Regions from separate parts of the Homo sapiens genome. Here all the other regions are linked to region 4. A link is a contact called in ENCODE Hi-C or POLR2A ChIA-PET data. All regions are on one chromosome and are shown on one strand. Each heading gives the region's core, a stretch centred on a gene start or an enhancer-like site at or near the end of the contact. The rest is flanking DNA. Distances are from core to core; before and after follow the strand shown. Region 1 overlaps LINC00673 (long intergenic non-protein coding RNA 673). Region 2 overlaps LINC00673 (long intergenic non-protein coding RNA 673). Region 3 has its middle 46 kb from the start of LINC02003. Region 4 holds the start of LINC01152 (long intergenic non-protein coding RNA 1152). Region 5 overlaps LINC00673 (long intergenic non-protein coding RNA 673).

What was found. Hi-C counts contacts between places; a loop is a spot of excess contacts on that map. ChIA-PET counts read pairs that join two places held with the same protein, here RNA polymerase II (POLR2A). Pooled maps may share reads with other maps.
Region 1: a loop to region 4 is called in a map of GM12878, with 3 times the contacts of the local background. The contact joins the enhancer-like site here to the promoter of LINC01152 in region 4. A Hi-C loop is called at or near these places in 1 of 168 maps with a recorded cell type or tissue (GM12878), 17 of 37 single-sample maps with no recorded cell type and 5 of 50 pooled maps. POLR2A ChIA-PET finds 5 or more read pairs at or near these places in 2 of 52 experiments (GM12878 and HEK293).
Region 2: a loop to region 4 is called in a map of GM12878, with 5 times the contacts of the local background. The contact joins the enhancer-like site here to the promoter of LINC01152 in region 4. A Hi-C loop is called at or near these places in 3 of 168 maps with a recorded cell type or tissue (GM12878 and GM13976), 36 of 37 single-sample maps with no recorded cell type and 7 of 50 pooled maps. POLR2A ChIA-PET finds 5 or more read pairs at or near these places in 1 of 52 experiments (GM12878).
Region 3: a loop to region 4 is called in a pooled map, with 4 times the contacts of the local background. The contact joins the enhancer-like site here to the promoter of LINC01152 in region 4. A Hi-C loop is called at or near these places in 2 of 37 single-sample maps with no recorded cell type and 2 of 50 pooled maps. POLR2A ChIA-PET finds 5 or more read pairs at or near these places in 1 of 52 experiments (A673).
Region 5: a map of GM12878 shows a loop between it and region 4 (5-fold over the local background). The contact joins the enhancer-like site here to the promoter of LINC01152 in region 4. A Hi-C loop is called at or near these places in 1 of 168 maps with a recorded cell type or tissue (GM12878), 9 of 37 single-sample maps with no recorded cell type and 7 of 50 pooled maps.

Annotation. Positions count from the first base shown.
Region 1 is chr17:72,462,045-72,467,137 of GRCh38, forward strand. The region is part of intron 1 of LINC00673 (long intergenic non-protein coding RNA 673); the gene reads right to left. Among named protein-coding and RNA genes, the nearest start is that of LINC02003, 120 kb to the left of the region's middle. RefSeq lists an enhancer at 3,455-3,664. Within about 2 kb of position 3,572, at least 12 of the 41 ENCODE cell types and tissues checked have a DNase peak (open chromatin) inside an H3K27ac peak, as active enhancers do; they include GM12878, where a contact is called at or near this core.
Region 2 is chr17:72,418,614-72,423,576 of GRCh38, forward strand. LINC00673 (long intergenic non-protein coding RNA 673) reads right to left here. Exons shown (of 4, transcript NR_152516.1): 3 at 2,087-2,453. Among named protein-coding and RNA genes, the nearest start is that of LINC02003, 78 kb to the left of the region's middle. RefSeq lists enhancers at 2,334-3,533, 2,924-2,983, 3,034-3,163, 3,777-4,186, 4,267-4,576. Within about 2 kb of position 2,723, at least 15 of the 41 ENCODE cell types and tissues checked have a DNase peak (open chromatin) inside an H3K27ac peak, as active enhancers do; they include GM12878, where a contact is called at or near this core.
Region 3 is chr17:72,386,595-72,391,525 of GRCh38, forward strand. No RefSeq gene overlaps it. Among named protein-coding and RNA genes, the nearest start is that of LINC02003, 46 kb to the left of the region's middle. RefSeq lists enhancers at 62-563, 564-1,063. Within about 2 kb of position 2,642, at least 4 of the 41 ENCODE cell types and tissues checked have a DNase peak (open chromatin) inside an H3K27ac peak, as active enhancers do.
Region 4 is chr17:72,028,818-72,033,885 of GRCh38, forward strand. LINC01152 (long intergenic non-protein coding RNA 1152) reads left to right here and starts at 1,837. Exons shown (of 3, transcript NR_110132.1): 1 at 1,837-2,034. RefSeq lists an enhancer at 962-1,732.
Region 5 is chr17:72,538,496-72,543,136 of GRCh38, forward strand. The region is part of intron 1 of LINC00673 (long intergenic non-protein coding RNA 673); the gene reads right to left. Among named protein-coding and RNA genes, the nearest start is that of LINC00673, 52 kb to the right of the region's middle. RefSeq lists a silencer at 1,858-2,107. Within about 2 kb of position 1,872, at least 12 of the 41 ENCODE cell types and tissues checked have a DNase peak (open chromatin) inside an H3K27ac peak, as active enhancers do.

The sequences.
Region 1 (5,093 bases), core at 2,322-4,821, 430 kb after region 4:
CTCAATCTATCTTTCCTTCCTTCCTTCCTCTCCCTTCCCTTCTTCCCTTCCCTCCCTTCCCCTCTTCACCCCTTCCCTTCCTCTCTCTTTCCCTTTCTGTCCTTCTCTCTCCAGTGAAACAGGGCAGTGAGATGCCTGTTGGTACCAAGTCCCAGAGGGTCATCACTCTGTGCTGCCACTGAGACAATTCCAGGAGCCAACAGCATTTTCTTTTAGAATCTGCCAATCTTTTCCAAACATTCCACAGAGGACTTTAAAAGAGAGAAAAAAAAAAAAGAGAGAGAGAGAGAAGTGAAGAAAAGTGACTCCTGACAGCCCACCCTGTAACCACCAAAAGCCAGTCCCACTTCTCTCCAGGAGACTGATAAAAGAATTTTTTCTTTTTAGCAGAGAATAATATTCACCTCTCTTCTTCTAGCTATTGTGGGTTTTTCCTCCCTAAATTCCAAAACCAATCTTTCAGTGCTGACATAGTAAAATCTGCCTTCCTAAAAAACCTCAGGGCTTTTCAAGCAGCCAAAAACCTCAACCATTGCACAGCCCACAAGATTTTGCAGAACAGATTATAATCCCCAGCCTCCCTCTCCTCCTCGTGAATCACAAACCAGCTAAACTCCAGTGACAGATTATGGAGCTACTGCTCTGAACCCTCCATGGGTGGAGGGAGACCAGACAGGATTGCTGGCTGCAGAAAGAAAATCATTCCACCTCATCTGTGAAGGAACCAAACTGCAGCTTTTCTCTAAAGCACAAGTTGATGGCACTTTGATGTATAGTGTTCCCTAACACCAAGGCCACTCATTTTTTTTTTTACCTCCTTGCTCTTGTGGACATGATCTATAGCAGGGGTTCCTAACCCCCAGGCCATGGACGCATTACTGCTCCATGGCCTGTTAAGAACCAGGCTGCACAGCAGGAGGTGAGTGGTGGGTGAGTGAGCAAAGTGTCATTTGTATTGACAGCCGCTCCCCATTGCTCACATTACCACCTGAGCTCCACCTCCTGTAAGATCAGTGATGGCATCAAATTCTTATAGGAGCGAGAACCCTATTGTGAACTGCACATGTGAGGAATGTAGGTTGTGCATTCCTTATGAGAATCTAATGCCTGATGATCTGTCACTGTCTCCCATCGCCCCCAGATGGGACTGTCTAGTTGTAGGAAAACAAGCTCAGGGCTCCCACAGATTCTATGTTATGGTGAATTGTATAATTATTTCATATTACAATGTAATAATAATAGAAATAAAGTACACAATAAGTGTAATGTGCTTGAATCATCCAGAAACTACCCCCACCCCACCCCACCCCACCACATCCACGGAAAAATTATCTTCCAGAAAACCAGTCCCTGGTGCCAAAAAGGTTGGGGATTGCTGCTCTATGGAGCCCCATGCGGCCTCAAAGTCCCTCAACTCTCAGTGTCCCTGGAAGACTTTTCGGCTACACTTTCTGTCCAACCGGTTCTGCCCTTTATTTTTGTTTCAGGGAGGATTATTGCCATGGCAATGTCCAGGTGACAGAGTCAGGAGGGGGAAGAAACCCACCTGTATTCAACCCTTAATCCCTTAAAGCCTGTCAGAAAGCAGCAGCCTTGGAAAATAAGAAGCCTGGCCAGTGTTTCCTATCGATCACAAGACAGAATAAACCAGAAAACAGCTCTCCACGAAGAAGCCTTGGTCAGTCAAGTGTCCCTAGGGGCTCTGCCAATCTCCCTGCATAGGAGATCTGCCCAACACACATTTGCATTTTCAGAAAGAGCAGAGCAGAAAGGAAGCAGAAAGCCAAGTCTGTGGTGGGGAAAAAGGAAAGTGGGTTTCCCATGAGATTCAGGTAGCTCCCCAGGACCGAAGGATCAGCTGGGCACGTGTGCTTCCTATCTGGGTAGTGCTGGTCATTTCTGTTTGCTGTGGCCACAGTGTGGCCATCCTATCGGCACCTCTACCCAAGAGTGGGTGGAGCAAACAAAACAAAATTCAGTTCCTGGGTATTAGCTTAGCACCCAGTCCACAAACCTCCTCTGCCTCTGAGGAGGTGAGAGGCCCTTAAAGCTACGGGCATTCACAAAGAAACAGGAGGAAATGAGGAATTCACTGGAAATTTTTGCCGTCTATGCTAGGAGGAACATCCCAGGTACCCACAGGGACTATCAACAAGTATCCACCCCAAAAAATAGATTCAATAAAACAATAAACTTACAAATATGAACTTGTAACTGTGGTTTACTATTCTTGGGGAAGTCTGTTTTATTTCTTTTCTTTTATTATTTCTTTGAGACAGGGTTTTCCTCTGTTTCCCAGGCTGGAGTGCAGTGGCACAGTCATGGCTCACTGCAGCCTTGACCTTCAGGGCTCAAGCAATCCTCCTGCCTCAGCCTCCCAAGTGCCTGGGACCACAGGTGTGTGCCACCACATCCAGCTAATTTTCAAATTTGTTGTAGAGATGAGGTCTCACTACATTGCCCAGGCTGGTCTTGAACTTCTGGGCTCAAGTGATCCTCCCGCCTCGGCCTCCCGAAGCGCTGGGGTTATAGGTGTAAGCCACCGCACTTGGCCTGTTTTAAATAAGTGTTGTATACTTGTGTGTGCTGGAAAACAGCTATCCAGAAAACACCACGGATAGACAAGCTTCCCCAACCAAATTGTGTTCCCAGTTCATGCGTTATCCACTGACCCTCATTTAAACTTGGTTTTGGCTCCCTGTGTTTTTCATTTCATTGTTAAGGAGGCATACACTAGATCCTTCCTCTTCTTGGGCTCAGTTATCCACAGAGATACAATATTTTAAAGGTTGTCATGTCCTTGCCTGGCTTATCAAGGAAGTAAGGGACAGCCCAAGGGCTTCCCAGGTAAGGAAAAACAACGGTTTTATAAAGCCACGGCTGGTGACAGTGCAAAAGGAAAGGCTGCTTCCATTGTATCTGGTCATTGGGTTTGCTGTGTGCCTATCAGGTTTATAAAACAAACTGCAGCAGTGAGAGGCTGTGAGTGAGCTCTCTTCCTTCCCCTATTAACTATCTATGCAGTAAGAAGGCCTGATGCACCCATTTAGCTGGGAATAGCTGCCAGAACTTTAAGGCTGATGCCTGGGAGAGAGTCAGTGGGCGGCACCGGGCTGGCTTTCTGAATTCAATCAGAGGTGGCCAGCCCCCTCTAACCATGATCCAAATGTACATGCCAGATGAGGAGCCGTCGTGGTTGAACAGGGAATGTTTCATGCAAATCATGGGTTTGGAGCAGGATTTTGTGGAGGGAGCATCCTTGAGAAAAATGTTGGGATGGCTACGGACTGGCGGGCTATTAGTCACAGAGCCACCACCTCCTCCATGAACGATGAAAGTTCTTACCACCCTGGATGCACAGATCAGCAGTTAATAATGAGGTCTCAGCATGGAGGAGACACATTCTTTCACACACATGCACACACACACATATGCACACCTGCACACACATACATACATACATACAAGCATGCACAAGAAGTCTTAGAGCCCCATCTCCTTTTGGCTGGGATTTTGCATCCTGAGAATCTTGGGTGTTACCCATGGGAACAAGCTCCTCCGAAGCCACACATGGTTGAAACTCCTCTCCCAGTGACAACGACGTCACGTCTCCCAGGCACTGGCTCCCTTGGGAATGTGTGAGTTGCTCCCCTGGGGCAAAGAGCAGCTGCTCGGGGTGACTCATAAATTGTGCTCTCAGCCCTGTCACCCACTGTGCCTCCCGTCCATTACTCAGCCTTCTCCCTGCGCTTGTTCCTATGGCTGCCCCTCAACCCAGCTCACCGCTGCTCCCAGCTCGCTCGGCACTCTGCAAGGATTGGCATTTGCTTCGGGCAGACTCTTCTCTGTCCCTGCCTTCTCTCCTCCATGAGACCCAAGGCAACACAATTTGCCCTTTGAGGAGTTGGGAGTGGGAGCAGAGATCGGGGTGACAGGGGACAGAGAGATAAAGGCAAGAAAAGAATGTTCCCTTCGTTGAAAAACAGTTCAGCTCCAGGGTCACCTCTTTGAAATCATCAGTGACACCTCACTCTGCGTACTCCCCTCAAACACAGCCCCTAGGCATTGCTTCTTCTAGGATCTGGGATTTTTGACACTGAAGGGTCCTGGCTGCCTTAAATCCTTTCTAGAAGAAAGTGGAATGAGGCAGAGTATAAACAGACAAATACACCCAACAGGTGAAATAAAACTTGAGCTTCTTAAGCAATGCTCTGTTTCTACAGGCAGCTCCCACTTGTGGAAAGGCAGAGGGATGAGGAGGGTGGACATGAGTCAAGCCTCCCCCTTCCACTCCCCACTGTCAACCCCCACCCTGACCCATTCAACAGCCTAGGGAGTTCCCTGCTTAAGGGAATCTTAGAACACACACCCTCTGCAAATACCTACAGCCTGTGTACTGAAACTTAGAGATTACTTCTGAAAAAGTGACATCATCAACAGTACAGGATTCTCAAAAACTCAGTCCCTGTTTCCTTTTTACTTCTGTTATTTTAAAATACCAAAGATACTTGCATTTTCTTCTTTTCCAACTGTTAGTGAACTCTATTCCAATCAGCATTAAGCCCAGCAATTTTTGTACTAGGTACCTACTCCTACACTCCCTGTTTAATAATCAGTCATCTAGAATAGGGACTGGCAAGCTTTTTCTGTAAAGGACCACAGAGTAAACATTTTCAACTTTGTGGGCCATGACATCTCCATCGGAGCTACTCAACTCTGCCATTGTAGCATGAAGCACCCATAGACAATAAGCAAATGAACAGGTATAGCTGAGTCTCAATAAAACTTTATTCATAGACTTGGAAATTTACATTTCATATAATTTTCACATGTCACAAAATATTCCTTTTTTTGATTTTAACTTTTAATGTGGAAAGGATTCTTAGCTCACGAGCTGTACAAAAACAGGTGGCAGGCCGGTCTTGGCCCACAGACTGTAGTTAGCCAACTCCTGGTCTAGAATCAAATATTTAAATGGAAACCCTGAGAGAGCTCTTTCTTTTGAAAAGAATATGATAATCGTGATAATAGCTCCCATGTATTGAGCACTTGTTCCATGAAAGAACTTGACATGGAAAAACGGCTTTTCATCC
Region 2 (4,963 bases), core at 1,473-3,972, 390 kb after region 4:
GGTCTCACTCTGTAGCCTGCCTCGAGTAAAATGGTGCCATCTTGGCTAACTGCAACCTCCGCCTCCTGGGCTCAAGTGATCCTCCCACCAGGATCCTCTACAAAAAAATACAAAAATTAGCTACCTGTGTGGCTAATTTTTGTAGAGACAGAGTCTCCCTATGTTGCCCAGGCTGGTCTTGAACTCCTGGGCTCAAGCAACCCGCCCACCTCTGCTTCCCAAAGTGCTGGGATTACAGGTATGAGCCACCATAGCCAGCCTCCCTGCTCTCTCTCTATTTCAGTCCATTTTTTTCTCTAAGTTTCAGTAACTCCACGAGGTCTTCTCTGATTCTTCCAGGTCCCATCCCTTCACAGAACTTTTCTGTAGTCTGCATCCCACAATTCAGCCATAATGCCATACTCTCATCCCCTGTTCATTGCCCAGGACCTACAGATGGAAGTATCCAAAGGCAGATGGACACTCCCTAAACGGATGAACTTCCCAACAACTGCAGTTGCCAATGTTAGAATGGGTGGCCTCAGGAGAGATAAAATTCTCCATCATTAAAGTGTCCAAGCAGAAAGCACCTATCTGGACAGGCTGGGAGGATGTTGTGGGTCTGAATGGGAGATGGAATGAGGTGGTCAAAAAGAGTCTGATTTTATTAAATATGAGAACAAAGACTGTACTCAAATAACTTAGCACAGTGCTGAGCACTGAAAAGGCACTAAGCAGATGGGTATTATCCCACTAGGGATGTTCCTTTAAATCTCAATCTTCCTCCTTTCAACAAATGCATGGAACTATACAAAGCAAAATAAACCATGAGAAAGAAAATGCTAAGTCTGAGACTATTTGTATATTCAATGGCCATTTGCAGACCACCTCCTTGGTATACTGCACTATGGGATAGAATCTGACACTCTTCTGCAAGTCTCTCTTCTTTGATGGCAAGGTGACAAGCAGGGCATGGTCGCATGAGCCTGTAATCCCAGCTACTGAGGAGGCTGAGGTGGGAGAATCACTTGAGCTTGGGAGTTCAAGACCAGCCTGGGCAACATGGTGAGACCCCATCTTCAATTTTTTTAAAAAGCAGCAGCAGAAGCAGCAGGTGATAAACCAGGGCAAATCCTATGCCAGGAGACACCTAAATCAGCACCCCCAATGGTTATGTGACCTGAGAAAGGAACTCCATGCCACCAGAATGTCTAGATGAGCAGTTGGAGGGTCCCTTGGCAAAACCTAAGAGATGGGGTTCTGGGATCTATTTTTGCGCCTGCCCAACCCACTAAGAAAGGGAGAGAAGGCAGAGGAGCTGCTCTCTGCAGCTGCCAAGGGCAGGCTGTCTGCTCATGCTGGAGCCCAGACAAAGCACACCCACCCGGTGGTGATTTATCAGCCGTGGGAGGCCCAAGAAGCTCTTAAGCCGCAGGTGGGTGCCTGTAAAGCCACCCTCCCTGGGGAGCACAGACCTCAGGCCTTGCTCTGCTGCTAATCACCATAAGCACCCCGGTGCCTCAACCCCGATCTGGGTGGCCCTTAACCACTCCCAAAGCCCTGTCACATGCTCAGTGATCTCAGCCGGCCTCACATAAACCCTGTCAAGTAAGCAGGACAGGTGTTGTTATTATTCCCACTTTACAGATGGGGAAAACTCTGGGGGAGCAGTTCGATGGCTTGCTCAGGGCCACCCAGGGAGCACATGTCCCAATTCCTCCCATAGACTAGGCAGGCAAGTGGCATCGCCACTCCCTCTGTGCTGCCTGCCAGCACTTGAGGGTTTTACAAAGGTGGCAACAAATACCAGGGATGTCTCTTCCCCCTGGGCCCTGGGTCCCTTTTTGGACACTGGGGAGCCTGACTCACTAAAACTCCTGTGTCTTTCTGTTCAATCATCCTCCCTCCTCCTGCTTGACAGTTTGGAAGTGGAGGGGCAGGGCCCTGGCAGGAGTAGACATAGCTTGTGCCCAGGCTGAGCCTCCCCCAGGAGCAGTAAAACATGCCTTTTGGGATCTGAGAGGAGAAGCTGCCCATTCTGTACTTTTCCAGACGTGGAGAAAGAAAGGAGAAGGCAGAGCAGATTTGAACTCCTGGCTCAACTCACCAGCCCTGTAGAGGTCCTCAGAGATGAGCCTTGTATTTCACTAAGCAGCCCCAGGAAGCGGTTTGGGGGACTTCAGAGCAGAATGGAGCAAGAGGAACACTGCCCTTGTTGGGGGCCGGAAGTCGGTGGGGTGTGAGTTAGTGATCCTCAGGTCAAGGGCCTCCACGGGAGGATGGGACCCCTGGACCCACATAACCCACGCTTCCCAAAGGCCTTCACTGCAGATTCGACGGAGCCGCAGGAACCAGGACTCAGGAGGTGGCACCTGCAGGGCCGGGAGGAGAGGGACATGCAAATGAGGCCAGGCCATCCACAGCCCACTCCTCCTGGAAGCCCAGAGTCTGGCTGGCAACTTGAACCTGATCTTCTAAACAGGACAAAAAAAGAAAAAAAAGTTGTGATTTCCCCTGACCAACCCATTTCTTTTTCCCCCTTCCCCAACCCCTGTGGAATTTGCACCCTCAAGAGGCACCTGGGGAGCCACCAGCAACTAAGAGTTCAAGGGGCTCCTCTGCATTTGGGGTCAGGCAGAGAGGAGCCACAGCAAGGGAAGGTGAGTGGACAGTTGCAAGCTGTGAAAAGCCAAGTTGCCTCCAGGCATCTAGGCCTGCGTTTGGTTCCCATGACACTCTTACTGGCAGCGTTAATAACTAACCACGTCCCAGACAGGTGCTGGCGGCCTAGCCTTAGGAGTTCTTGTTCAGGGCTGGAAATGAGTCACTTCCCTTTTATAGTTTGCTAGGAGACTGAGTCACCCAGGGGCCGACCCTTTCACACAAGTTCTCACACCCTGGCCAACTAATATCCATGTTCATACCCTAGACCTACCCATCTACCAGGTCAGCCAGGCCCAGTGGGGCTGACCCTCATGGTCTATGTCAAACAGCATCCCCAGGAGTGACCCAGTCCCTGCCTTTTCCCTTTGTCCCCCTACTCTCTCAATGGAGATGGCCCACTCACTGTCCCAAGAGGCAGCTCCTGCCTGGGCAGCTGTCTGAGAAGGACAGAGTCTGACAGGTAGGCGCCCATGCCCAAGGCCCAGTTAGATCCACCTCATCTTTGACCTTACTCTAAACATTGCTCTCATACGTCCTCAATCCTCTGTTTGGAAACCAAAAACACCAGAAGTGGAAAGTTCCAGAGCTGATGAACTAAAGGACAAAACTGCGATGCAGCAAGTCAGCTTCAACCCTCTCGGGAAGGGCAGAGGCTGAAAGCAGGTAAACTGAGGCCTGTGACTGTTAATACACTCCCCTACTTCAGGAGTCAGGTGGGAGGCAGGAGAGGTAGGTCATCGAGTCCAAGGCTCTGAGCACCCACATTCGTCAGGTGGCTCTGGTGTCAGTCTCTCAGGACTAATCTCCTGATAGACAACAAATAAACATCATTAGAGAAAACAAGCTCATATGCATTTTTCAGTAACCCTTCTTTCCCCACTCTCGTATGGCCTCTCTTATGTTTGCCAGCAGGTGGGTACCCATGCCCAAGACCCAGTGACATCCATCTCACCTTTGACCTTTACCCTAAACATTGCTCTCATAACTCCTCAACCCAAGGGGTGCATTTGGTCTTTTTTAATTTAAAAAATTAATTTTTCTTAATTAAAAAAGAGTGTATGTAAGAGAAAAAGAAATAATGAAACTAAAAAACAGGAGGTTAAAAAAAAAAAAACCTCCCCGAAATAGTTTGGGGATTTACTTTTTTTTTTTTAATCCTCAGAAAGTCCCTCTTGCTACCTGGTTTCTAAAACAGACAATCAACAGAGATGACATCAGATTAAACAGCACTGGGTGTCTCACTGCCAGGGGCTCCAGGCAGGTGTGAGACTGACAGGTTGAGAAAAGATGACACTATTTCTTCCCTTAGAAGATGAAAACCAAGGAGGAGAAATGACAGCAGAGGCTGAGCCCCGGGTGTGGTGGGAAACGTGACACCCTGCCAGCCGTTGGCCTTTTGGGTGAACTCTGCTCGCTCCTCTGCATGGGACGACACTGCAACCCGGCGCTTGTTAGTTCCCCCATCTCTCAGGTATCACAGCCAAACTCACCCCAAGGGCTCAGAAAGCTCAGCCTGTGGCTGTCTCACCTCCACAGAGCCCCCTGGACTTTCCAAGCCTGCATTTTGAACTCTGTTGGCTGCGGCCGTGGCTTTCACTTGACCTCTGCAGAGAGAGAGGGGCTTTCCCTGGGACACACGTCTTGCACATAGCAGCTAAGAGCGCCAGCCAAGCTTCGTCGATAGCACCAAGGGTCCAGATGCCAGGAGAGAGACTCCACCCCCAGAGGTGGCTCAAGAGTCCAAGTGAGTCATGAGGTCTGACCAGCGACCATAATGTCCCAGGGTGAAGTGGGAGGCCTGGAGATGGAGCCCGCTGCAGGGACAGGAACCACAGTGACTCACAGTTGGACCCCGAGGGGAAGTTCCATCTGCAAATCCTCTAAATGGCTCTGGTCCCCGGGTGAGCTCATCTGCACTGCCGCTGACACTCAGAACCAGGACTGGCTTCTTTCTCCCAGGGCCCGGGTTTTTCACTCTCAATTATGGTTATGGCAGAAACCAACATTCGAGCCGCAGCACCTCTCCCCTACCCGCCACACACACACACACACACACGATGGATGGACCTGGGGAGACAGCGTGTCCTCCTGGAGCGTCAGAGTTTTCACCTTTAAAAACAGTCCTTCCTCCTAATGATCTCACCACAGAAGCTCTTGGAGCTATATGGTAGGGAATGTGACAGTTCTTTAAAAGGAAGTATGTGAAATCCACACAAGGCAGTAACATTGTAATATCACTGTTTAAAACTTTGGCTCCAGGGACCTGGCCATGAGGCTACCATCTTGCTCCATCTCCCTGGGCCATTGGTCTGGGAGCGGA
Region 3 (4,931 bases), core at 1,392-3,891, 360 kb after region 4:
TCCCTGAGGTGGGGCTGCAGTTAGTACCAATTCAGTCTGTATTCTTCTGCTCCTCCCCAAGGTACTTGGATAGCCGCCAACGCTCATGGGATAAATTAATAGGAGTTACTGCCCCTAAAGAATTGCCTAACCACTTCCAAATGCTCTCTTCCAACAGTCTAGGAGAGGGCTGTCTCAGAGTCTGAACACACACAAGCCCCAAGTCGCTCTATGTCATAGATAGAGACAGCTGGGTCACAAATAGTGTCATACATCAGCATTTCCACCTACAAACATGAAAAGACACATGGGCTCCTCACTTCCAACCTTGCTCACTATTTTGCAGGCCACCCACTCTCTGTTTGCATGGGGCCTCTAACCTTGAAACCCGACACCCTCCTTTCAGGAGCCACCCATGTTTAAACAAATAAATACCCCAAAGTAACCCACTCCCTGGTGGTACTCAAATAAATGGCCCAGGAAGGAGGATGGGGGGAGGGGGACTCCTGGGCCTCCTATGCCACTGGCCTGCCACAGAGCATCCTTGGGCCACTGCTATGCACAGGGCCACATAGAGGGACAGCATAGGTGAGGGGAGAGTTTGCCGTCACTGGAATTCAGGAAAGAGGAGGCAGAGGGATGGATGGTGTCCAATCAAAGATGAAGATCTGGCCCAGCATGGTGGCTCATGCCTGTAATCCCAGCACTTTGGAAGGCAGAGGCAGGTGGATCACTTGAGGTCAGGAGTTTGAGACCAGCCTGGCCAACACGGTGAAACCCTGTCTCTACCAAAAATACAAAAATTAGCCAGGCATGGTGGTCGGCATCCGTAATCCCAGCTACTCAGGGGGCTGAGGCAGGAGAATCACTTGAGCCTGGGAGGCAGAGGTTGCATTGAGCCGAGATCGCACCACTGCACTCCAGCCTGGGTGACAGAGTGAGAGTCTGTCTCAAAAAAAAAAAAAAAAAAAAGAAAGAAAGATGAAAATCTTTGAAACATGCGCGGAGATTCTCTGTAACTCCCAGTTACTCAACCATAAGCCTTTAAATTCCTCTGGCCAGGGAGGGAGAGCTAAGAACCATTTGGTGGGTGGAGAGGAACAGGGATCAGTTATTTGATGAGTCAGAAACGCTTAAATGTAGTTCCGAGACTCTGCAGTTCTCACTCCTGCAGTGAGAAGGGGAGGGGTGGAGAGAAGTGGGAGAGGGAGACCCACAAGTCCAAAAATCTCCTTGTCTCTGGTTCAGTGGCGAGAACCACTGAAATGTCTTTGTTTCATGGAACGTGGAAAGCTAGGAATAAAGTCGCTGCTTTGTCACGAGTCAGTTGGTCAACGGAGTTGCTGCTATATTATTTAGGATATTTTAAAATCCTAAAAAGGATTTTAAAGCATAAGGAAGAAGATGACAATGGTCTGCTTCAGAGCTGTGGACAGCTTCCTATGAAGGAAAGGAAGGAGAAGAGATGTTCTCAAGGGTTGGCCTAGTCAGTTTATAGATGAGCAAGGAAAGTGTGAACTAGATTATACTAGAAAGCTGGCCCCATCCCCCTAAGTGTGTAAGGAAGTGAGGAGGAAAAAGGAGACCACGTTTCAAAAATAAACACAAACCCCAAAATAAACACTGTTAATGGAAGTGACTAATCAAGGGTGTGCTGAACTTGGTGGTTATTGATAAGATACAGGGAGAAACGTACTTGGAAAAAATAACAGATCCCCCCTTACCTTTTGGTAAATAAAGTGTTGGGGAGAAGGTGGGGGGATTAGGGTTCGGACTTGGTTCAATGCTGCAGCAGAGGTTTAAGACACAATTTCTCAACCTTAGCACTACCAACTTTGAAGGCTGGATCCAGACAGTTGTGGGGGCTTGCCTTGTGCATTCTAAGTTGCTTTTTTTTTTTTTTTTTGAGACAGGGTCTCACTCTGTCACCCAGGCTGGAGTGCAGTGGTGTGATCAGAGTTCACTGCAGCCTCAACCTCCCAGGCTCAAGCCATCCTCCCACCTCAACCTCCCAAGTAGCAGGGACTACAGGTGCATGCCACCACACCCGGCTAATTTTTTTGTATTTTTCGTGGAGATGGGGTCTCGCCACGTTGCCCAGACTGATTTTGAACTCCTGGGCTCAAGTGATCCACCTGCCACAGCCTCCCAAAGTCGTGGGATTACAGGCCTGAGCCGCCACACCTGGCCACTGTAGGATTTTTAATGGCATCCCTGTCCTTTACCTACCAGATGCCGGTAGGACACTTGCCCCTAGCTGGGACAACCAAAAATGTCTCCAGACATGCAAACAACCGCTGGATGGGAGTAGGGGGACAAAATCACCCCCACTTGAGAACCACTGGTTTATAATATGGGGCATAGCTCCTCTCAGTGAGAGATGGCTTACCATGACTTAGGGCTTGGCCTAAGCAAAATTTGAGGCTAATTCAGCATCTGTACTGCAGGCCTAGAATTTGTCATTCTGCGGCACTTCTCACTGTAGCCTGTTTTCCCCCTCCAGGGCCTCTGGCCGCTCTGCACTCCTGGCAGTCGGGGAGAAAACAATGAAAGGATGTGCCAGAGCCCCCATGCCCACCTTTGGCATGTATGGCTCTGTGGGTGCAGGATGGGTGAGTAGAGGTGCCTTCCTGCAGGGGGAGTGGAGAGACAGCAGGAAACACCATATCTGCCTGGAAGCTGCAGCCCCGTGTGAGGCCACAAGTCTAGTATCGTAACCCCTGGGGATGGATTTCAACCCCCACTCACCCCATCTGGCCTGGCACCTGTGGGCATTATGTAAACCGCAGCCCTGATTGTACGATGACTCAGCTAGAATGTACCCTTTGCAGTTGTCCTCATCCTCTCTCTTCGTATCACTGAAGAACAGAAGACCAGAGAGGTGAAAAGAAAGTCTACAGTGGCTAGCTGTTTGGGTCCGGATGAGTTTCCTCTTACTGCTGCAACAAATGGCCATAAACTTAGCAGCTTAAATCAGGACAAACCTATTATCTTCAATTCTGGAGATTAGAATTTCAAAATCGGTCTCAGTGAGTCAAAATCAAGGCATCAGCAGGGCTGTACTCTTACATAGGCTCTAGAGGACGATCCGTGTCCCTGCCTTTTCCAGCTTTTTCTAAAGGCCACCTGCATTCCTGGCCTCATGGCCCCTTCCACCATCTTCAAAGCCAGGACTACAGCATCTACAAATCTCTGACTCTCCTGCCTCTCTCTTAAAGGGACTGTTGAAATTACCCTGGGCTTAACCAAGAATTATCTCCCTGTCTCAAGAAACTTAACTTGATTACATGTTCATGGATTCCAGGGAGCAGGACATGGGTATCTTTGGGGACCATTATTCTGTCTACCACATGGACAAAGCCAATACTCAGCTCAGATTTCCAATTCCAAGTCCAGTGGGTTTCTGCTTGGGACTGCACTGAGAGCAAGACCATACGCACAGGATTGCACAGAAGAGCTGGCATTTTGGCTTTTATGGGAGAGGTCTTCTCAATGGTCCTCCTTAAACGACTCCAATAAGAATCAGAAATAAATACAAGAGCCTTCTCTTTTTTTCTTTTTTTCTTTTTTTTTTTTTTTTTTTTTTTTTGAGACAGACTCTCACTCTGTTGCCCAGGCTGGAGTTCAATGGAACAATCTCAGCTCACTGTAACCCCAGTCTCCCGGACTCAAGCGATCCTCCCACCTCAGCCTCCCAAGTAGCTTGGACTACAGGCATGTGCCACCAAGGCCAGGCTAATTTTTGTAATTTTTTTAGTAGAGATGGGGTTTGTTATGTTGCCCAGGCTGGTCTTGAACTCCTGAGCTCAGACGATCCACCTGCCTCAGCCTCCCAAAGTACTGGGATTACAGGCGTGAGCCACCATGCCTGGCCCTGAGCCTTCTTACCACGAAAACAGAGGCCGAAACCTGTAGATGTCTACTAAGGCCGTCGGTCATTAAAGCAATTATTGCCAGCCAAGAAAGCCTTCAAGGCCCACCGCAATCCAGATAGGCTAGCCAGGAACCTCCATGGAGTGAGCTATAACATGATGGGGTTTTATTCAATGGAGGATTTGTCTACTGAAGGAGGGAGGAACACTTGACTGAGTCAACTCAATAGTTCAACAAATGTTCTTTCAGATTCTGACCTAGGTACAGAATGCCAGTGAGAAGTAAGAACAGCCCTGGGCCTCACAACCTGGGGCAGTGGGTGTTGCTCTCATTGTCTTCACTTTATAAGTGAAGAAACAGACTTAGATCACAAGGGCAAGAGCAAAGGAGTCAGAATTAAACTCAGACCTGCCTAACCCTACAATTTGACTCTTAACTGTGTCACTATTTGGAATTCCATGGGACCTGTATTAGTCTGTTCTCATGCTGCTATGAAGAAATACTCGAGACTGGGTAATTTATGAAGAAAACAGGTTTAATTGACTCACAGTTCCATATGGCTGGGGAGGCCTCAGGAAACTTACAATCATGGCAGAAAGCACCTCTTCACAGGGTGGCAGGAGAGAGAATGAGAGCCAGCAGGGGAAATGCCATAGGCTTATAAAACCATCAGATCTTGTGATAACTCACTCACTAGCATGAGAACAGCATGGGGGAAATCGCCCCCAAGATGCAATCACTTCCCACCGGGTCCCTCCCACAGGAACTACAATTCAAGATGAGATTTGGGTGAGGACACAACCAAACCATATCAGGACCCATTCTATAAAAGATATGTAGGAAGTGCTTCCCCAGGAGTAAGGGTGATTACTTCTACCTGGGGAAGGTTAGGGGAATGTTTATCAGGGAGATAGTAACACTAGCAATAGCTAACACATGAGCTGGATGTATGACTCAGGTCCTGTGCTCTGAGAGCTACATATATTAATGCATACCTCCCTCTCCCACAAAAAAAGAAAAGAAAACCAGTGAGGTCAGTACTACTACAATCTTCAAATTATATAGGAGGATGCTGAGAT
Region 4 (5,068 bases), core at 587-3,086:
GGGTTCTGTGAACTCTCATAAACTATCCCCACATAAACTGTTTTTACTATTATTTTCAAAAGTCATATCCCTCACCCGCTTAAGGACAGCTTAACAGTTCTCAGTGCTTTAGAAGATGCCCTTATTCATCTCTATCTCAGGAGGGGTGAGGACCCAAGAGTTCCCTTCTAATGGGATATTTTCCCTTGCTCATTCCTTCTCAGAGACACTCTCTCAAAGGTTTGGCAGGGTCTGGTGGTCAGGGAAGAGTGCATCTTTACAGAAACATACCTTTTAAAAACAGTGTTCAGCCTTGTCCTACTCAAGGCACATGCTGGATATATGTTTGTTGAATGGCTAAGTCAATGAGTGAAAGAATGAAAAAGCCATACCTCTTTTACAATAAATTTGCATAGACGAATGAAAAATTAAAAGACTGTCAGAGACAGGTACAGCACAAATTGCCCCCACCTCAACTAGCCATCCCTTCAACTCCAACCCCTCCCACCACAGAAGATGATTAGGGTTTTTTAGGAAAAAAAGAGAAGCTGTACAGCAATGACACACCCCAAAGACAGCACACTAAGATTCCTTTGCTTTATATTGTTTATAATGTTTAACCTCTCTGGTGGCCACCAGTTCTTAAAAGCTCCTAAGCATTTTCACAGAAAATATAAGAGGAAAACCAGCAATAGTAACAACGTCAATGGTGCCGGCAGACACAGAAAGACTCAGAAAAATATGGAGGCTCTAGGATGCCTGATAACAAGTCTCATTTCCTAAAATGAGATCTGGGGACTGGAGAAAGTGTTATCAACCAAGACAAGGAATAGGATAGACATCAGAAGTGCCCAATTCCAACACATTTTCTGAGACTCCTTTCCTAGGCAAACCTGATGAATGTGCAGACATAAATAGATAGTCCTACCATAAATTGATCTCTTTTTATCCTAAGTAATCAAGGTCCAGTCATTTCCCTCAAGCTGGGCTTCTATTGCTCTCTCTGGAGATTCAGCATAAACATGTCCTTGAAGTTTTGCTCAGGTAGATGAAGGTGGCAGAAAGCATGCAGCTACTGGGGTTAGTGGCTGTCCCCTGATTAAGTGCAAAGGTGGAGACCCATAGTTTATCCCCAGAAAGTTTCCATGCTTTCCCCTGGCATTTTCTCTCAAGCTTTTACAAGCCTTGTTCAGGGAGTGGAAACTCATTTTAAAGGTAGTTTAGACCCACCCTTCCCTTAAGGGAAATTTCTATGCAGGGGGAAAGCAAGCAAAACAAAACAAAAGTTACACTTCAAAGCCTTACAAGATAACCACAGGGAGAAGGCTAAGTCCTCCCAGTTACTCAGCCCTCCCCTGTGCTAATTGCAGGAGGTAGAGCCTGACTGTATTATTATTTGCATACTTGATCAGAAGAAGGGCCACAGAAGGAGGTCTAGAAGCTCAGCTGGTGTTTGACTGACATCTTTTAGGACTTGGACCCCACCGCCCACCCCCGCAACCAACACCACCACCAGTCCAGGACCTGATGTAATATTGCCACAGACTGATTCCCGTTGCCTTTGATATGCAACCTGTGCCTACAGTCAGCTCTCAGGGCTAAAGAAAACAGTCAGCTCCTGCGGCATCTGATTTGCCTCCTGCCCTCGCTGCTGTTAATCTGCAACACGCCACAGCCTCTAGATCGCTGCCGTTCAGAGTCGGATGTCATGGGGGCGACTGGCAGGGGTTCTTTCTTCTTTCGGTTTGATACATCCTTCCTTCCGCTGCTCCTCGCAATCAACCGCTAGGGGAAGGAGGGAAGCAGGCAGGAGGGAGAGCGGGAGACTTCCGGAAATCCCTTTCCTCCCTTCCCTTCACAGGTTGCCCCATAGTGACCCTGGAGACTCCCGCCTGCCCCCAGTGAAGGAATTGGTTACTCTCCCAGAGCCCTCCCGGGCATCGCCCCCTTCCTCACTTCCTCCTCTTCCTGCCCCCAGCCTCTACCCCTCCAGCCTCCTGTGGCTTCACAGGCAAGTGCCGCATCCCAGGAAGAAGGAGTTGGAGCTCCGTGATGGTGAGCTTTCAGACTTCCCCCTACAACCTCCGCCTCCCCAAAGGCACAGAGGCAAGCAGTGGCTTCCCTGGTATCATTTGTGGATCTAGGAGCATGAGGGAGCTATCGAAGACGGCATGTAGCCTGTTCTTCTTTCTCTTAGTAAACAATAATATCTAAATGTGCTAGAGGGAAAATACTTTTTAATTTATACTTTAAAACTGGTTTAGATTTTGAATGTATAGTCTGTTTTCCTGGAGTCCAATTGTAACATGAACCCCAAACCTAGGAGTTCTGTTTTTATACATCAGGAAGGGGACCAACCCACTCACCCATCCACCCATCTTTCAACTCACCCACCCACTCTTGTTTATAACTGCATAGTGGTTTATTTTGCCAGCACTAAACTATGCAGCTTGTTTCCCCTTTGCCAGCCTCTGCAGACAGAAAGCAAAGGCTGATCATTCTCAATTGACATGTGCACCCCTACTCTGAAGCTACAGCTGGATGACACCTCAGACAAATGCACTCATACATAAAAGTTTTTCTGCATGTTTTCGTTTTTGATTCTTTTATTGGAAGCATTTTTATGGCTGGGAGGTAGGTGCACATCCATTACAGTGAGGGGTCAGATATTAGAATACTTACGGTGCTTATAATTTTAATAGGATCACCCCCCTCATCCCTCATTGCCAATCAATTTCACTCTGTTTCAGGGTCACAGATCATACCCCTAATCCTGGCCAGTTGTCTCACCAATGTGTGTCACAAGCGGCCTGGGGCAAGAAAGTATAGATGACCCAGCATAACCGTTGCTTCTATTGCAAAGGGTACATCCTACAAAGAGCAGAACACGATTAGAGGCAGGCATAATTGCAGGCACTAAATTAGCATGGGTCTCTCAGCCAGGGGCTAATCTAAGCCAGACCTCACGTCATGGCAGGCCATGAGTACATCGCAATTACAATTCAAAAGAAAAGAGAAAAATCACCCTTGATTCTCAAATGTTTATTTTTAACACGGCAGATACTTAGCAATTATATCAGAGGCTGAGGCATCTGGAGTAAGCAAGAAAGGTGATTTGGGTTAATAATCTTTGAAAGGCTAAAGGATTTTCAATGTATGTATAAGACTGAGCCCTGTGCATGCTCCCCATTCTCTCCCTGACATCAGCCACATCCACCCCACCTCTGCCGCTACACGTTGGTGCTACCCAAGGTCTCCATTCACGCACTGTCCCTCTGCATCTCATGCTTCATCCGGGCCCTCCTCTGACCTGACCTTACCTGGCTGACTTAGTGCCCCAATTCTCTAAAACATGGAGAGATGGAACTGGTAGCTTGAACCCTCCCAGTTCCATCTCTTCCCTTTGTAAGTTTTCCCGGTGCCCTTGGGCCCCATGTTTCTAGACTATGCCCTAACACAGAGCCTTTAAAGCTTACTTCCACATGAAGGCAGAAATCAATCTTGGGCAGCCAAAACACATATGCTTTCTCAGTGGTAGGCTTAGGAGTGATTTTTTTTCTCTACAATCAACATGTATTAATTTTACATTCAAAAATTGTGTGTGCGTCTGTGTTTATTCGGTTTCAAAATCCAGTATACAACAAACTTTGCTTCTCCTGGCTTTTTAAACTCTTTTCACATGCCATAGTCCTGGTTCACCAGTGCAATTAATTTGCCTTTGAATTTGCCACTGGGATTCTTTTTGGTCGGCGGGGGGCTGTAGGTCGGGGTCAGAGTCTTGCTCTGTCACCCAGGCTGGAGTGCAGTGGCATGATCATAGCTCACTGTAGCCTCAAACTCTCAAGTTCAAGCAATCCTCCCACCTCAGCCTCCTGAGTGGCTGAAATTACAGGCACAAGCTACCATGCCTAACTAAGTTTTTAATTTTTTTGTATTGACAGGGTCTTGCTATGTTGCCCAGGCTGGTCTCAAACTTGTGGCCTCAAGTGTTCCTCCTGCCTCAGCCTCCCAAAGCACTGAGATTACCCTGCGTTTTTGTTTTTGTTTGCTTTTTTATTAATCAAAGTAGAAATCACAGACCCATTGTATTTCTACAGGTGAAATCATTACAATGTTGCCAGGGATTAATTTCTATGAGTGGATGAGAGGTCTCTTTTTCACAGTTTTCTTTTTGTCAGGGGACTACTGCCCTGATAAAACTTAGGCCTTCCCTGGCTAGGACATAGTAACCCTTCCAGCCATATTATAATGAATTTTGTAAAACTTGGCCAAACATTAGGCTGTACTGGAATGTTACCTTTTTAAATTTCAGAATAAATAGGCTATCAGCAGGATCACGGACAAGTTTTGATCATACAGAGACAGCCATTGTAATAGGACTTTTTCTGTGTTAATATAATGATTTAATAAAGCCATTTGGCACATAAATAAGACTCTCTTAGACCAAGCATTCTTAACAATGAGAGAATTGAGATCAGCCTATAGGGTGTATTAGCAAAAGTGTCTTTTCCAGCTTTAGTAAAACTCTTCCATCTGTTTAGCAATAATTTTATTATTCTGTATTAAAAACCCTCCTGAAATAGATGTGGTAAAAAACGCTCTGCCCCTGTTATGATACTTTCCAAACAAGCTTAAAATTGCTCAGAAACAAAAGGCAGGAGAAAAAAGAAAGGGCAGTGTCTCCAGATAATGAAGTTCTGCCTTTGTGTTTTATCTGTAAAACAGTACGGTTTGAAAAGTCTGGATCCCATTTCATCTGAACGCAACATAAATGTAGTGCCTGGAATCCTCCCAAATGAATAAATTCTTTTCTGATAATTTTTAAGTGAGGAAAGATCAACAGGATAGGGGCATGAGGTGGGGGGCGGGGTAGGGGGGATTATAGGCTGGTGTGTGTGTGTGTGTGTGTGTGTGTGTGTGTATTTAGCAGGACAATTGGGAGAGTTCTGGACATAATTTTTTTCTTTTCTTTTTCTTTTTGGTGAACCATGCTGAATTTTGTCTCTCTTTCTTGAAAAACCTTAATAGATTTGTGTGTTTGTTGACCAAGTGCTCTTTTTCATTCCTATTCAGCTTGCCTGTCCCATCC
Region 5 (4,641 bases), core at 622-3,121, 510 kb after region 4:
AAAAAAAAGAAATTACCCTCCATTATCTCAACTAGACTTTACATCAACCCTATGACTTGGTAGGTATTTGCCCCATTTTACAGATAAGAAAACTGAGGCACAGAGTGTCCTGTGCATCCCCCAAGATCACAAAGCCAGGTAAGGGCAGAGCCAAGGTTTGAGCCCTGGCAGCTGTGGCTGCAGAGCGATGGGCCCACCGCTCTGTTCTGGGGCCTACCCCCGGCACAGCAGACCTGAACGTCCAGGCCTTTCCAGGGCTAGCACAGAGCCTGCATAGCTGCAGTGACTACAGTAGCTGTTTCCTTTGTCCTCGTCCCCTGCAGTTTCTTTCCAGAGTCCCAAGAAGCCACACAACCCTTCAGGAGGAGATTAGCAGCAGCAGAAAACAGAAATAAGAGAAAGTTAGTTTTCTTTTTCTGGGCTAGAGGTGCCCTGCTGCGCTGGAGAGAAACTGGGAGGAGGGAAAGCTAATGCCAGCCCCAGCCCGGTTTCTGCCCGCTGCCCTTTGCAGCTCTAGGTGGAAGCACAAGCTTGCTAGGCTCGGCACGCTCAGAGCTGCAGGAAGGCGGTCAGCTCTGGCAGCCACACTGCTCCTGTCCCAAAGGGAGGACAGACCTAGAGAAGCGGCCTGATCTGCCTTCTCCACCTCCGAATCCCCCCACCACACCCACACACACACACACACACACACACGCCTTTTGCATTTATCCCGGGGTCCTCCAGAGGGACAAGGAAGGGGCTGATTCAGTGACCCCTGAGCCCCGCCTCTCAGTCCCCAGACTTCAGGCAGCCTGGGAAGCCTCCGACCTACATTCAGATGCCTAGGGGTTCTGGGAGGGGCGCTCAAAGCTCAGAGGCCTGAATTCAGCACCCTGCTCAGGCTCTTTGAGAACCGCTGACTTGAAGTGGGCCTGCTCGCTTTGCTAAACAAATATGGGTAACTCTGGTCTTCCAAAAAGAGCTCACAATTCTGTCCTCCCTGGAAGCTACAATTCAATCATCCTCTTCCAAACGTCCAAATCCCAGCTTCAGTGAGGCTATCTCACACAGCAACCTGCCTGGGAGTGACCTGCATGCAAAACTTCAAGAGTTTGAGGGAAACTTGAGGGAAACTTGCAGAAACCAGCTTGCCAAGGAAAAACGCTCCCAGTGCGTTCAATGAAAAAGCAGGCGACCCAGCTAAATGAGTAAACTGACCCAATCGGGGGGATGAAAGGGAACGTATATCTATGCAATGACAATAAATCGTGGAAAGACATATTAAAATACAAAAGCCATTTCTAGACGCAAAATCATGGATGTGTTTTATTTGCTTCTTTGTGTTTTCTGGTATTTTTACAAAACTGCACTGCAGAATGTTTGGAATCAGATGAAAAGTTCATTTCTGAGAAGCCTCCTTCTTTTCTCTTTTAAATTTTCTTCTTTTGCATTCCATTTTGGCCAGCTCGCTTGAACTCTGCGTTCAAACGCCTTTCTCTCCCAAGCAAAAGCTCCAGGAGGAATCTTCTGGAGCAAAGTTAGAACCGCAGGGAAGCTTGAAAAGAGGAAACAGACCAGCCTGGCCGGTGGAGGTTAAATTAAACTACAGTTCTCTAGCAGGCCTCGGGCTTGGTCAGGAGCTATTGGTAAGACGGCAGAAACGGAGTACAGGCCAATAAACAAATCAAAACAAAAACAAGAAGCAAAGAAAGAAAGAAACATGTTTTAAGAAGAATAAAGTCATTAGGTGGCAAGGGGCCTCTGCAGGACCATCCAGGCCAGGGAGAAAAACACCACCAAGGACCCAAACTTCTTTCACTGGGGAGCTGCAAGCAGGAGGCGCTGGCTCTGAGCAGTGGCTTTGTGCTTCGGGCAGAACCGGCCGCGAGGGCTGCGCCCCACCAGCCGCGCGCCGGGAGGGCGGACGCGCCGGGCACAGCCAGGCGCCGGGGGTGACCGCGGCAGCACCGGCCCGGCGGCTGGAAGCAGACGCGCCGCTCCGCCCGCGCCCGCGCCCGGTGGAGCCACAGCGCCATCAAGTGGCCACTCGGCGAACGGCCGCACGGGGAAGCGGCTCAGGCCCAGGGAAGAGGTCCAGGGTTCCCAGCCGCAACTGTCCCTGGGGAAGGGTCTGGACCTGCCAAGCTGCCACTCCAGGGCCTGAGGCAGGAGCCTGCAGACGGACACCAGCTGTCCAGGCGCACTCCACCACCCAGGGCTGCCCCAGAGGATGTTCGGGAATCCTGTCTCCTCCTTCGGGAGAGAGGTTACTTTTGCAGTCCCAGGCCCATTCTCTTCTCCAGCAACTTGCTCACAGTTTAAAAGGTTTGGTTCTCAGAGAGTGGCGCCAGAGCAAAGGGGGCATCTCGCTGCTCTGGGGCATCCTGCAGGGGATGGCGCAGATCTGGGGTCCATGTCTGTGAGCGGACACCATTGGAACATGTGTCTAGAGAATCTGGGCGGGATCACTGCCCACAGCCCTTCAAGGCCCACAAACCTACAACACATCTCTCCTGGAAACAGCACGTGATCCCATATGCCCCCTGGTCTTTGGGTACAAATTATGGGGTGACTCAAGAAGAGAGCACGTGATATGGTTTGGCTGTTTGTTCCCTCCAAATCTCATACTGAAATGTGATCTCCGGTGTTGGAGGTGGGCCTAGTGGGAGGTGTTCGGATCATGGGGGTGGATTCCTCATGAATGGTTTGGTGCTATCTTCACAGTAACGAGTGAGTTCTCACTAGAACAGTTCATGTGAGCTTGGCATGGTGGCTCACACCTGTAATCCCAGTACTTTGGGAGGCCACGTCAGGTGGATCCCTGGAGGTCAGAAGTTCGAAACCAGCCTGGCCAACATGGTGAAACCCCATCTCTATTAAAAATACAAAAAAATTAGTTGGGCGCGGTGGCACGCACCTGTAGTCCCAGCTACTCGAGAGGCTTGAGGCAGGAGAACTGGTTGAACTTGGGAGATAGAGGTTGCAGTGAGCCAAGACTGTGCCGCTGCACTCTAGCCTGGGTGACAGAGCAAGACTCCATCTCAAAAAAAAAAAAAAAAAAAGAAAGAAAGAAAAGAGTTCATGTGAGATGTGATTGTTTAAAAGGGCCTGGTACCTTCCCCCATCTCTTGCTTTCCCTCTTGCCATGTAACATGCTGGTTCCCGTTTACCTTCTGCCATGATTGGAAGCTTCCTGGGGCCTCACCGGAAGCCAAGCAGATGCCAGGGCCATGCTTCCTGTACAGCCTGCTGAACCCTGAGCCAAATAAACCTCTTTTCATTACAAACTACCTAGGCTCAGATAGTCCTTTATAGCAATGCAAATGGACTAACACACCCCATGATCTCCATCCACAAACCACTGGAGGAACCCAACACAGCAACGGAAAAGTTCTCAGAGCACCAATCAGGAATATGCATATTAATATGAACACTATAACAGGAAATTACAGGAAAAGCATAGAGCGTTTGCTCTGTGCAAAGCACTGTGCGAATTCCTTCTGTACTTTATCTTCTTTAACCTTTACCACGACCTTAGGACATGAGTTTTTTATGATGTTTGTTTGTTTGTTTGTTTGTTTTTTACAGAAAAGGAAATGGAAGCACCCAGAGGTCCAAAAACTCACTCAAGGTTGCCTGGCCTGGAGTCAGAGCCTGAGAGCCAGCTCCTTCACTTACACTCCTTGATCCCATCTTTCCATCCATCCCCCAACCCCCAGCCGTAGGTGGATCCAGGTTTTGTGAGACCTGAAACATACATGTTTTCTAGAGGGAGAGGCAGCCTCTTTAAGATATGAAGTTGTAAATACACAGTTGAGGCCAGTCAGGGAGGGCTGTGTAGGGGAGGGGCTCTGCCTCATCTCCACAGTAGATCCACCCCTGCTCTTTAGACAGCCCCCTGCCCAGGAGCTGGCTTTCTGGAAACACTCCTCCGCATTGCCCCTCACAGCCATTTCTCTGGCTTCTGCAATTGACTTCCACGCCCACCCTGCCCCTGAAACTGCTCTGACTCAAGGTCACTCAATGACAGCCCAACTGCCAGGTACAATGAGAGCTCTCAGTGCTTCCCTCCAAGAGGAATTTGCAGCCCTGACATTTGCACTCCTGGAAGCCTCTTGTCTCCCAGCATCCAGGACACCACGATCCCCTGGCTTCCCTCCTACCGTCCAGCCCCACTTTGTCTGTGTTCCTCATCAGTGGATCTTCTGTGGACTGCTCCTAAAACCCGCAGGTGAGCACAGAACAGGAAAGAGCGTAGCCTCTCAGCCAGCCAGACCCGAGGTTTGGTCCCAGAATCCCAGTTAACAGCCGTGTAACCATCAGCAAACGGGTCACCCTCTCAGAGCCCATTTTTCTCTTCCGTGTAATTGGGGTTGTACATCAGAAGTTATTTAGAAGATTAAATGAGATCCTGTGCTTAGTATGTTTAATAGGATGCCTGCCCCAAAGCAGGGATCCCGGATCACTGCTGAGGGTCCCTGTCAGACTTGAGCTCCAATCCATCAATCTGTCCTGCGCACCAGATTAATATTTCATTGTCTGCAGAATCAGATCACCCAGGATCCCTCTGAGGAATGCATCTTGTCTGAGAGTGCCCTTCCCACCACCATCAAGCCTGCCTTCCTCCCTTTTTTGCCAGTTTCTGAACGACACCACTGGCAA